2 separate regions of the Homo sapiens genome follow, and region 2 is linked to region 1. The links are chromatin contacts, found by Hi-C or POLR2A ChIA-PET in ENCODE. All regions are on one chromosome and are shown on one strand. Each heading gives the region's core, a stretch centred on a gene start or an enhancer-like site at or near the end of the contact. The rest is flanking DNA. Distances are from core to core; before and after follow the strand shown. Region 1 has its middle 30 kb from the start of LINC01702. Region 2 overlaps GNG12 (G protein subunit gamma 12).

Evidence for each region. Hi-C counts contacts between places; a loop is a spot of excess contacts on that map. ChIA-PET counts read pairs that join two places held with the same protein, here RNA polymerase II (POLR2A). Pooled maps may share reads with other maps.
Region 2: a map of motor neuron shows a loop between it and region 1 (3-fold over the local background). The contact joins two enhancer-like sites. A Hi-C loop is called at or near these places in 2 of 168 maps with a recorded cell type or tissue (heart right ventricle and motor neuron) and 2 of 50 pooled maps. POLR2A ChIA-PET finds 5 or more read pairs at or near these places in 6 of 52 experiments (GM12878, H1, PC-9 and 3 more).

The regions. Positions count from the first base shown.
Region 1 is chr1:67,549,853-67,554,956 of GRCh38, forward strand. No RefSeq gene overlaps it. Among named protein-coding and RNA genes, the nearest start is that of LINC01702, 30 kb to the left of the region's middle. Within about 2 kb of position 2,624, at least 2 of the 41 ENCODE cell types and tissues checked have a DNase peak (open chromatin) inside an H3K27ac peak, as active enhancers do.
Region 2 is chr1:67,708,280-67,713,383 of GRCh38, forward strand. The region is part of intron 2 of GNG12 (G protein subunit gamma 12); the gene reads right to left. Among named protein-coding and RNA genes, the nearest start is that of GADD45A, 26 kb to the left of the region's middle. RefSeq lists an enhancer at 44-544. Within about 2 kb of position 2,377, at least 5 of the 41 ENCODE cell types and tissues checked have a DNase peak (open chromatin) inside an H3K27ac peak, as active enhancers do.

The sequences.
Region 1 (5,104 bases), core at 1,374-3,873:
AAAATTGACCACATAGTTGGAAGTAAAGCACTCCTCAGCAAATGTAAAAGATCAGAAATTATAACAAACTGTCTCTCAGACCACAGTGCAATCAAACTAGAACTCAGGATTAAGAAACTCACTCAAAACCGCTCAACTACATGGAAACTGAACAACCTGCTCCTGAATGACTACTGGGTACATAACGAAATGAAGGCAGAAATAAAGATGTTCTTTGAAACCAGCGAGAACAAAGACACAACATACCAGAATCTCTGGGATGCATTCAAAGCAGTGTGTAGAGGGAAATTTATAGCACTAAATGCCCACAAGAGAAAGCAGGAAAGATCCAAAATTGACACCCTAACATCACAATTAAAAGAACTAGAAAAGCAAGAGCAAACACATTCAAAAGCTAGCAGAAGGCAAGAAATAACTAAAATCAGAGCAGAACTGAAGGAAATAGAGACACAAAAAACCCTTCAAAAAATTAATGAATCCAGGAGCTGGTTTTTCAAAAGGATCAACAAAACTGATAGACCGCTAGCAAGACTAATAAAGAAGAAAAGAGAGAAGAGTCAAATAGATGCAATAAAAAATGATAAAGGGGATATAACCACCGATCCCACAGAAATACAAACTACCATCAGAGAATACTACAAACACCTCTCTAGAACTAAAAATACCATTTGACCCAGCCATCCCATTGCTGGGTATATACCCAAAGGACTATAAATCATGCTGCTATAAAGACACATGCACACGTATGTTTATTGCGGCACTATTCACAATAGCAAAGACTTGGAACCAACCCAAATGTCCAACAATGATAGACTGGATTAAGAAAATGTGGCACATATACACCATGGAATACTATGCAGCCATAAAAAATGATGAGTTCATGTCCTTTGTAGGGACATGGATGAAATTGGAAATCATCATTCTCAGTAAACTATCGCAAGAACAAAAAACCAAACACCGCATATTCTCACTCATAGGTGGGAATTGAACAATGAGATCACATGGACACAGGAAGGGGAACATCACACTCTGGGAACTGTTGTGGGGTGGGGGAGGGGGAAGGGATAGCATTAGGAGATATACCTAATGCTAAATGATGAGTTAATGGGTGCAGCACACCAGCATGGCACATGTATACATATGTAACTAACCTGCACATTGTGCACATGTACCCTAAAACTTAAAGTATAATAATAATAAAATTAAATAAATAAATAAATAAAACACAAATCTCATTTTGTCACTCTTCTGCTTAAACACTATCAATGATTTACCATTTCTTTTCTTTCTTTCTTTTGTTTTTTTTTTGAGATGCAGTCTCACTCTGTCACCCAGGCTAGAGTGCAGTGGCGTGATCTCGGCTAACTGCAAACTCCACCTCCCAGGTTCAAGCGATTTTTCTGCCTCAGCCTCCTGAGTAGCTAGGCTTACAGGCACGTGCTGCTGTGCCCAGCTAATTTTTATATTTTTAGTAGAGACAGGGTTTCATCATGTTAGTCAGGCTGGTCTCGAACTCCTGACCTCGTGATCTGCCCGTCTCCACCTCCCAAAGTGCTGGGATTACAGGCGTGAGCCACAGCACTGGGCCTATAATTTCTTTTATTTAAAAAATTCAAATCCTTCGTCATGGCTCATAGAGTCCTGCACAACTTGGGCACATGCTTCTCAGCAGCAGCATCAACTGGTGTCACCTGGCATTACCCTGTGTCACCCGGCATTACCCTGTGTCACCCAGCATCAACCCGCCCCACTTCCTTTGTCCTCTGTGCTCTTGCTGCACAAACCTTCTCCAGTTCCTTAGACTCATGGACAGACAGAGCCTCTCCCTGTTGTCATAGTAGTTGTTTCCTGTTTGTCTGGTTAATTTCTATTCATCTTTTAGAGGTTTCAGCTTAAAAATCCCTTCCATTGGAAAAACTTCTGCAGCCCCTGAGGCCACACCGGCACCGACCACACATAGGCACAGCACCATGCTTGTTTTCTGTTCTCCTGGTCACTGTGGCCATCATTTGATCAATAATTTGCTTGATGCTGGTTTCCTCTACGAGTGTCTAAGCTTCATGATGTTTGGAACAGTATCTTCTTGTTCAATGATGTCTTTCCAGTACCTAGCACGATGCCTGGCATTTAGCAGGTGTTCAGTATGCATTTGTTAAGTGGATAAAACATATTCTAAATCTAGATCTTTCTGATATAATAGAGCAAATGGGAATTTTTGTTGGTGTCATTTGAGTTTTCAGTGACTGTAGCTTTGCTTATTGTTTGCCTGTTGATCAGTTTCCGTTTTTTCATAGAATGCACTATGAGCATTTGCTCTAGCCAGGTAATGCACTAGGTACTGGAAATCAAAGTTGAATAAGATTTTGACTCTGCCCAGAAGGAGTTTACCAACCGGCAGGATAGTTTATATTTTCATGGAAGGACACAGACAATGGGAGGATTGGATATTTCCATGGAAATGAGCTCACTTACACTTGTTTTATTCAATGAGATCATTCATGTAGGAGTAGGTAGGGCATCAGAGAAAGGGTTATAGGCCCTCTTGGCTGAGCCAGTGTGGCTGTGGCCAGGTTCACTGGAGTCAGAGTACAGCCCGGGTTCAGGAGGGCTGAGCTGACTCACCAGGAAAAAGCACAATCAGGAGTCAGGCCAGGTCAGGTGAGCAGGCTGGGCTCACCTGCAGGGCAAGCAGGCACGGAGCACGTGGCTGTGCAGACTCAGTTTGTTAAATACTGGGCTGCCCCCAGTGGTATCTCCCTAGACACCACAAAACCCACTTGCATTAGAAGCCCTCTGTGTGTGGGTTTATGAATTGCCAGCAAGGGCTGAGCCAAGGTCTTCAGGCAAAAGGTTGAGCAAATGGCCCTGTATTCAGGGAGAGCAGAGTTTGAACCTGGTACCACTTGGAGCTATGGGATCGTGAGACAGAGTTATGTCAGCTTTCTGAGGCCCAGTTTCCTCTTTAGCAAAGTGAGACAGGAATATCTGTGGCTCACTGGGGAGATGAAATAATGTACAGTGAGTGCCTCTGTATAGTTGATATTCATTAGCTGTTTCTTTTCTTGTAGGTGTGGGTTCTGCTTTGCAAGAACTTTTATTCCCTTTCTTCACTGCTCTGTCCTGTCACCCATTCCCCTCCCCTATCACATACTTTCTCCAGTCTTGAAGAAACCTCCAGTTGTGGCGTGATGAGTAGGCTCTTCCTGTGCTATGGAGGGGTACCTGGAACCTAGAAGGCACTCAACACATATTTGTGATAAATGGTCAGATGGGTGGAGAAATGAACAAATCCTCCATTTAAAGGCTTCTACTGCCACTATAGTAACCATGTGTAGTGGCGCAATCTCAGCTCACTTGCAGCCTCGACCTCCCAGGCTCAAGTGATCCTCCTGCCTCAGCCTCCTGAGTAGCTGGGACTACAGGTGCACACCACTGCACCTGGCTAATTTTTTCTATTTTTTGTAGAGATGGGGTCTCCCTATGTTGCCCGGGCTGGTTTGAGAAAGCCTTTGAATTTCTAACTTGACTCTGCCATAGACAGCAGACAACCTGTGACCACTAACCCCTTCAAGGATTACTCTGTGGCGAAGTCATGTTGCCCACGTTCATACCCCTTCCTGGGATAACCTGCAGTCAATGAATGATCAATGCCAGAGTACAAATGTCTGGTCATCTTCACCCAACTCCAGGAACTCTAGAAGGTCACTCTAGCTCCTGGACTTCTCCTGGGTTCAGCCTAGGCTGTCTGCTTTTGGCTTGAGTCCTCCCTCTGCATCTTCGGCTCCCTTCCTTTCCTTCTTCAAGTGTTGATCTGTACATCATTCCCTAATAAATATTTTGCACCTTAAAATGTGCCTCAGAGTCCACTTTCTGGGGGATGAACTGGTAACATATTGGCTCACCTAACTAAAAGGGCCAAAGGCTATCAGGCACAGTTGGGTATAAAGCTAAGCTAGAGGCAGGCCATAGTGGCTCACACCTGTAATCTAACCACTTTGAGAGTTCGAAGTGGGAGGATCACTTGAGGGCAGGAGTTTGAGACCAGCCTTGGCAACACAGTGAGACCCCATCTCTACAAAATTAGCTGGGCATGGTAGTGCATGCCTGTAGTCCCAGCTGCTCGGGAGGCTGAGGTGGGAGGATTGCTTGAGTCCAGGAGTTCGAGGCTGCAGTGAGCCATGACTGTAACACTGCACTCCAGTATCCTGGGTGAGATGATCCCTTTCCTCATAGCCTTACCATCTAGTAGAGAAGAGATATCTTATACAAATAAAGGCAGATTCATTATAGTAATTATGATTATATAGGGGACTGATATGGTTTGGCTGTATCCCCATCCAAATCTCAACTTGAATTGTATCTCCCAGAATTCCCACGTGTTGTGGGAGGGACCCAGGGGGAGGTAATTGAATCATGGAGGCTAGTTTTTCCCATGCTATTCTTGTGATAGTTAATAAGTCTCATGAGATCTGATGGGTTTATCAGGTGTTTCCACTTTTGCTTCTTCCTCATTTTCTCTTGCTGCCACTATATAAGAAGTGTCTTTCACCTCCCACCATGATTCTGAGGCCTCCCCAGCCATGTGGAACTGTAAGTCCAATTAAATCTTTTCTTTCTTTTCAGTCTTGGGTACGTCTTTATTAGCAGCGTGAAAACAGACTAATATGGGGATGCTAAGAAAAAGAAAGAATGGGCCGGGCACTGTGGTTCACACCTGCAATCCCAGCAGTTTGGGAGGCTGAGGGGGCGGACCACCTGAGGCCAGAAGTTTGGGACCAGTCTGGACAACATGGCGAAATCCCGTCTCTACGAAAAATACAAAAATTAGCTGGTGTGGTGGGGGACGCCTGTAATTCCAGCTACTCGGGAGGCTGAGGCTGGAGAATCACTTGAACCCAGGAGGCAGAGGTTGCAGTGAGCTGAGATCGTGCCATTGCACTCCAGTCTGGGCAACGAGAGAGAAACTCCATCTAAAAAACAAAAAAGAAAGGATGGGATGGGAGTTTATAGTTCAGGACTTGGCCACAGAGTCTAACGAGGCCTCCCTGAGCAGGGGACCTGTAAGCTGGCTTTATAGAATGAGTAAAAAGGAGCCTGTCTAGTC
Region 2 (5,104 bases), core at 1,127-3,626, 160 kb after region 1:
GCACATAAGGAAGTCTTTATTCATGAAAGAGTGAAAACTTTCAGTGGAGACTCTCCGTGATAGATCCACTGTAAATGTCAGGTGGGATATATGAGTAGCCTACAGTCTGAAATAATTAATAAAACGTTATTATTCCCTCCTTTGACCTCTCCCTGGTCTCATCGTGATGGTCTGGGCACTTGCTAATCCTATTACTCCATCATATGTTCGTGGATTGATTCTCCTCTCTAGCCTGAGCTGTTGGCCTCTAGGCTGCCCTGCTGCCCTCTCTCCTTAGCCACCTGGTGTAAAGCAATGGAAACAGAAACATCCTGGCCCTTGCTTTACAAACTGGTTGTCCAATAGCACATTTCAAGAGGAAGGCAGGCTGGGGGAAAAGTGTTGCCTGGTGCCCTGACCTATATGGCTAAGTTCATTCTCATCAGGGTGGCAACTGAAGGAAAACGCAGGGCTGGCAGGCCTGGTAGCAGTGTGGCAGTTTTATGACTCATGGGAGCAGGTGGACAGTAGGTGTGCCTCCCCGGCGCTATGTGAGGGCTCAGCAAAGTCTTAGGGCTCCGTGGCGCCAGCAGCAAACCCAGGCTGACTCAACCTTTTGGAGAGGCTACAGCTGAATAATGTAATTCTGCCATAAAGGCCGAGACCAGACAAAGCTGCAAAAAAACACTAGCAACCCAGACTCCAGGGCATCCATCACGTGGGCACCACGGTGCTCCACACTGAGTTCTACCAGACTTAGAATATTCCCAAAGGCCGAGTTCTACGACTTGGGTAGGGCTTGTAGCCTCTGTGGTCAGAGGAAGTTTTGGGTCAAATGCACAAATAAAATTGTGCTTTTAACTGTGTGCAAAATTTTGAAATCAGCCTAATAAGCAACCTTCACATTCCAAAGGATTTTTTGGGGGGATTCAATTTACCGTTGCACATCAAGTGTTTTGCATAGGACCAAGGCATTCCATGAACTGCAGCTGCTAGTATTTTTATCCTTGGGGGTCACATACTGCACAGTGAATTGCAGTTCCCTGTTTACCTGTTTGTTCTGCACCTCCCCAACAAGTGGTCAATGAGCCTCAAGGGTTTTGATTGAGCGGGTATGGGTGGGGCTATCGGCACCAGCCCTTTTTAGAGTCCCTGGGCAATTTGTGCCACTAGTGTCAGAGCCCAATGCAAAGACTAGTGACAGCCATCAGAGGATTTCCCTAGGAATAAGGAAGCTCTAGCAGTACAGAAAACTAGGAGGATGAAGCATGTGGCAGGGCAGGGTGGGCTTGCCTTGTGCTAAGCCTTGGACAAGCTCATTTCAACACATTCCCAGAGTAGCTACCTCTTCCTCGGATTCCTCAGTCATCCCTGCCCCACCCAAAAGAGAGGCCTAGGGTCTCTCTGATTCTGCTCACACCGAGTGGCCTGGCCCAATCCCTTTCTGTGCTCCCAGACCAGCACTTACTAACAGAGCCTCTGAAATGCAACTGAGGAAGTAGGCAACCTCACCCTGAACAGTGTGCAGTGCTCTGACTCACAGCAAGTTGCAGATATATATATATATAAATATATATATATTTGTATATATATTTATATATATATAGTTATATATATATTTATATATATAGTTATATATATATTTTTATATAGTTATATATATAGTTATATATATAGTTATATATATATAGTTATATATATAGTTATATATATAGTTATATATATATAGTTATATATATAGTTATATATATAGTTATATATATAGTTATATATATATAGTTATATATATAGTTATATATATATAGTTATATATATAGTTATATATATATAGTTATATATATAGTTATATATATAGTTATATATATAGTTATATATATAGTTATATATATATAGTTATATATATATAGTTATATATATATAGTTATATATATAGTTATATATATATAGTTATATATATAGTTATATATATATAGTTATATATATAGTTATATATATATATAGTTCCCTGCAGCAAGTAAAACTGGGCTCCCCTTCCAACTGGCGCTGGTTCTGAGGCCCCCAGAATGCGAACATGACACCCTTTCTCAGTGACCTGTGGTTTCTATGTTGCACCCTAAGGACTTTCTAAATGTTCCCTTTGCATGAGGATAAGGTCAAGCATTCTCTTCTTCCCAATCTCCAGGGCATAAAGTTTCCAAGGCCTGAGCAAGTTTTCCAGTAACTGCAGAACAGTTCACACATATCAGGACTGGACCAGTAATTGCTCCCACCCGGCATGGCCATTGGCAAGCAGTCTACAGTCAGACTCTATTAATATTTATAAAATGCTCGGGTAGGTCCCTCTAAAGTTGGCGAGACACTCAGCATTTAGTACATGAAGGTCTTTCTTACTTCCTGACTATATTATAGTCAAGACTAAAAACAGCCAGCAATTCATGATTCACACTTGCCAGCTCAGGCTTCTTGCAGCTTTCCCTCATTCTGATATCTGCGTTCAGACCTGCTTCTTCAGAGGGCTTTCTCCAACCTCGTTACTCAGAGGCTCCCTGCTCCCTTCCAATGGGGTATTCCTGCTGGTCCCAGGCTCGACAAAGTCCATGCAACACATTTTTAATTGAGTACTACTGCTACTAAGTACAATATGTTGAGAATAAATGGGTAGGACAGGCACACAGCTCCTGCCCTCACAGAGAAAACGTTAAACAAGCCATTAGACAACCCCTTCTGCTTCAGGCATAGCCTAGCCCCTTCTCCTGCTCTGCTACCCCTCTCAGGCTCCTAACTCAATTTCTCTTCTGAAAGTCCCTTCTCATCTGCTGGTACAAACATGGATAGCCTCACCCAGAATACAAATTAAAGTTTAGGAGATAGGTAATTTTTACACCTTCATAGATTTATTAAACACAAACAACTTTCTATGAATATTGTATAGCAATTGCTTTGGGAAGTCGATTAAATGGGGGTAACTGTGATTGCAGGGGAATGAAAAATGACTTCCCTCTACCTTTCTCAGTTCTATGGCTGGGCTACAAATTAACCTGACATATAAACAGGTTGACAGGAGGAAAACTGTATTTAATTATGTATGTACACACGGGAGTGCCACAAATATGAGACTCAAAGTGGTCAGATGATGAAAGCTCACATAGGATCCTGAGCTACAGAAAAGAATGGGAGTTCAGGGTTTCTCGGGGGGGTGGTGGCAACGAGTTATGGGAGGTAAGGGGAAGAGATAAATGGTGAATAAAGGTGGTTTTCTCATGCACACAGAAATTCTCAGTTAATACAAGTTGTTTCACAGCAGCCCTCGGAAGAAGAGGTGACAGTCTGTCTGGGTGTGGTATCACCTCCAGTCTCCCCTCTTGGGATCCGAGTTAATCTTTCCCAGTTGATAAGATTTCTGGGAGAATATTTGTGACAACTAAGTTCCTTTTGGAGGATCTGTCTTTAGGCCGATAAGGGGAGCTCAGAGAATGCCTCTGCCTACATCTGCTGTTCCCCAAGTGTCCTCAGTTCAAAGTAATCAGCACACCAAAGTGTTATATTTTGGGTGGCATTTCCTGAACTCCTTCATGGTCATTCTTAGAAAAAGCTGTACACTGGGCCACTGGAAAGGAAGATAATTTCTGATCATAACATTCTTCCTATGGAGAAAGCAGATCAAAATTAGACCGTTTCAAGTTAAGGAGCCTCTGGTTTGCTGAGTTGCCACATGGCTGCACAAAGAGGGCCACTGTGTGATCCCTGAGAGGCAGAGGTGTTTACAGGAGCTGGAGTTCTAGCTAAGGACTTCCTTCCGACTTGCAGCTGCTCTGCAGCTCCTCAACAGCTGGGCTGTGCACAACAAGATAGAAAGCCTGGGGAAACAAATATCTCCAAATATCTCTGTGCCTTTGGAGGGTTTTCTTTGGTCTTCCCTCAGTGGTGAGGATGTCTGGCTGTTTTTTCTACTAGGTAGATAAAAAGCTTGCTTTATTCTTACACCAAGAATAGCTTCCAAGGCAAACAATACCTGATATTTGTATGGAACCTGTGAGCACACATGTTGCTTGCATATGCATTATTCCATGAAGCCTCACTATAATCCTGAAAGGTTTCTTATTAGATGAGGCAATCAAAGTTAGAAAATCTTGCTTCAAAAGTTAACCCAGGCTGGGCACGATGGCTCACACCTGCAATCCCAACACTTTGGGAGGCCAAGGTGGGAGGAACACTTGAGTCCAAGAGTTTGAGACCAGCCTGGGAACATAGTAAAAACTAGTCTCTACAAATAATAACAAAAATAATTGCCAGGAGTGGTGGCACATATCTGTAGTCCCAGCTACTCAGGAGGCTGAAGTGGGAGAATCGCTTGAGCCCAGGAGGTTGAGGCTGCAGTGAGCTGTGATCATACCATTGCACCCCAGCCTGGGTAACAGAGCGAGACCCCCATTTAAAAAAAAAAAGTTAACCCAGTTCGTAAGCCTTTTCATTCTAGAAGCCACCCTTCCCACTGCGCCAAGGAAAGGATTAATTCCAATTAGTTTGATTCATAAACACTCAGGGCATCAGTGAATGCTCTACCATGTGGTTCTTTTTTTTTTTTTTCCCCTCTTTTTTTGAGATGGAGTCAGGCACCTGCCACCAAGCCTGGCTAATTTTTGTATTTTTAGTAGAGATAGGGTTTTACCACGTTGACCAGGCTGGTCTCGAACTCCTGACCTCTGGTGATCCGCCTGCCTTGGCCTCCCAAAGTGCTGGGATTACAGGCATGAGCCACCACGCCTGGCCCACTATGTGGTTCTTAATCAGGGGTGACTGACACGCGGTGACCTAAAGTAGGGGGCTTGCTGATTGCCTTGTGTTTGTGTAACACCTCCCTTCTCATGCATGCAAGCTAAACAAGACAGTTTCGGCTCCTAGACAAGGACTGAAGTTAGCATCTGCAGATCTTGAGCCACCAAGTATTCTATCCCACCCAGAAGGGCCAAGGCCTGTGCATGCCTGTGCAGACTGCCAGTCGGATAACACTCTGGCTATCACTTCTGCAGCCTTGCTTTCATTTTTGCATATGGGTAACAGATTTGAATAAACACATGTAGTATTTAGCTATTCAAATACTTCGCATTGGTTTTAATGCTGTGTT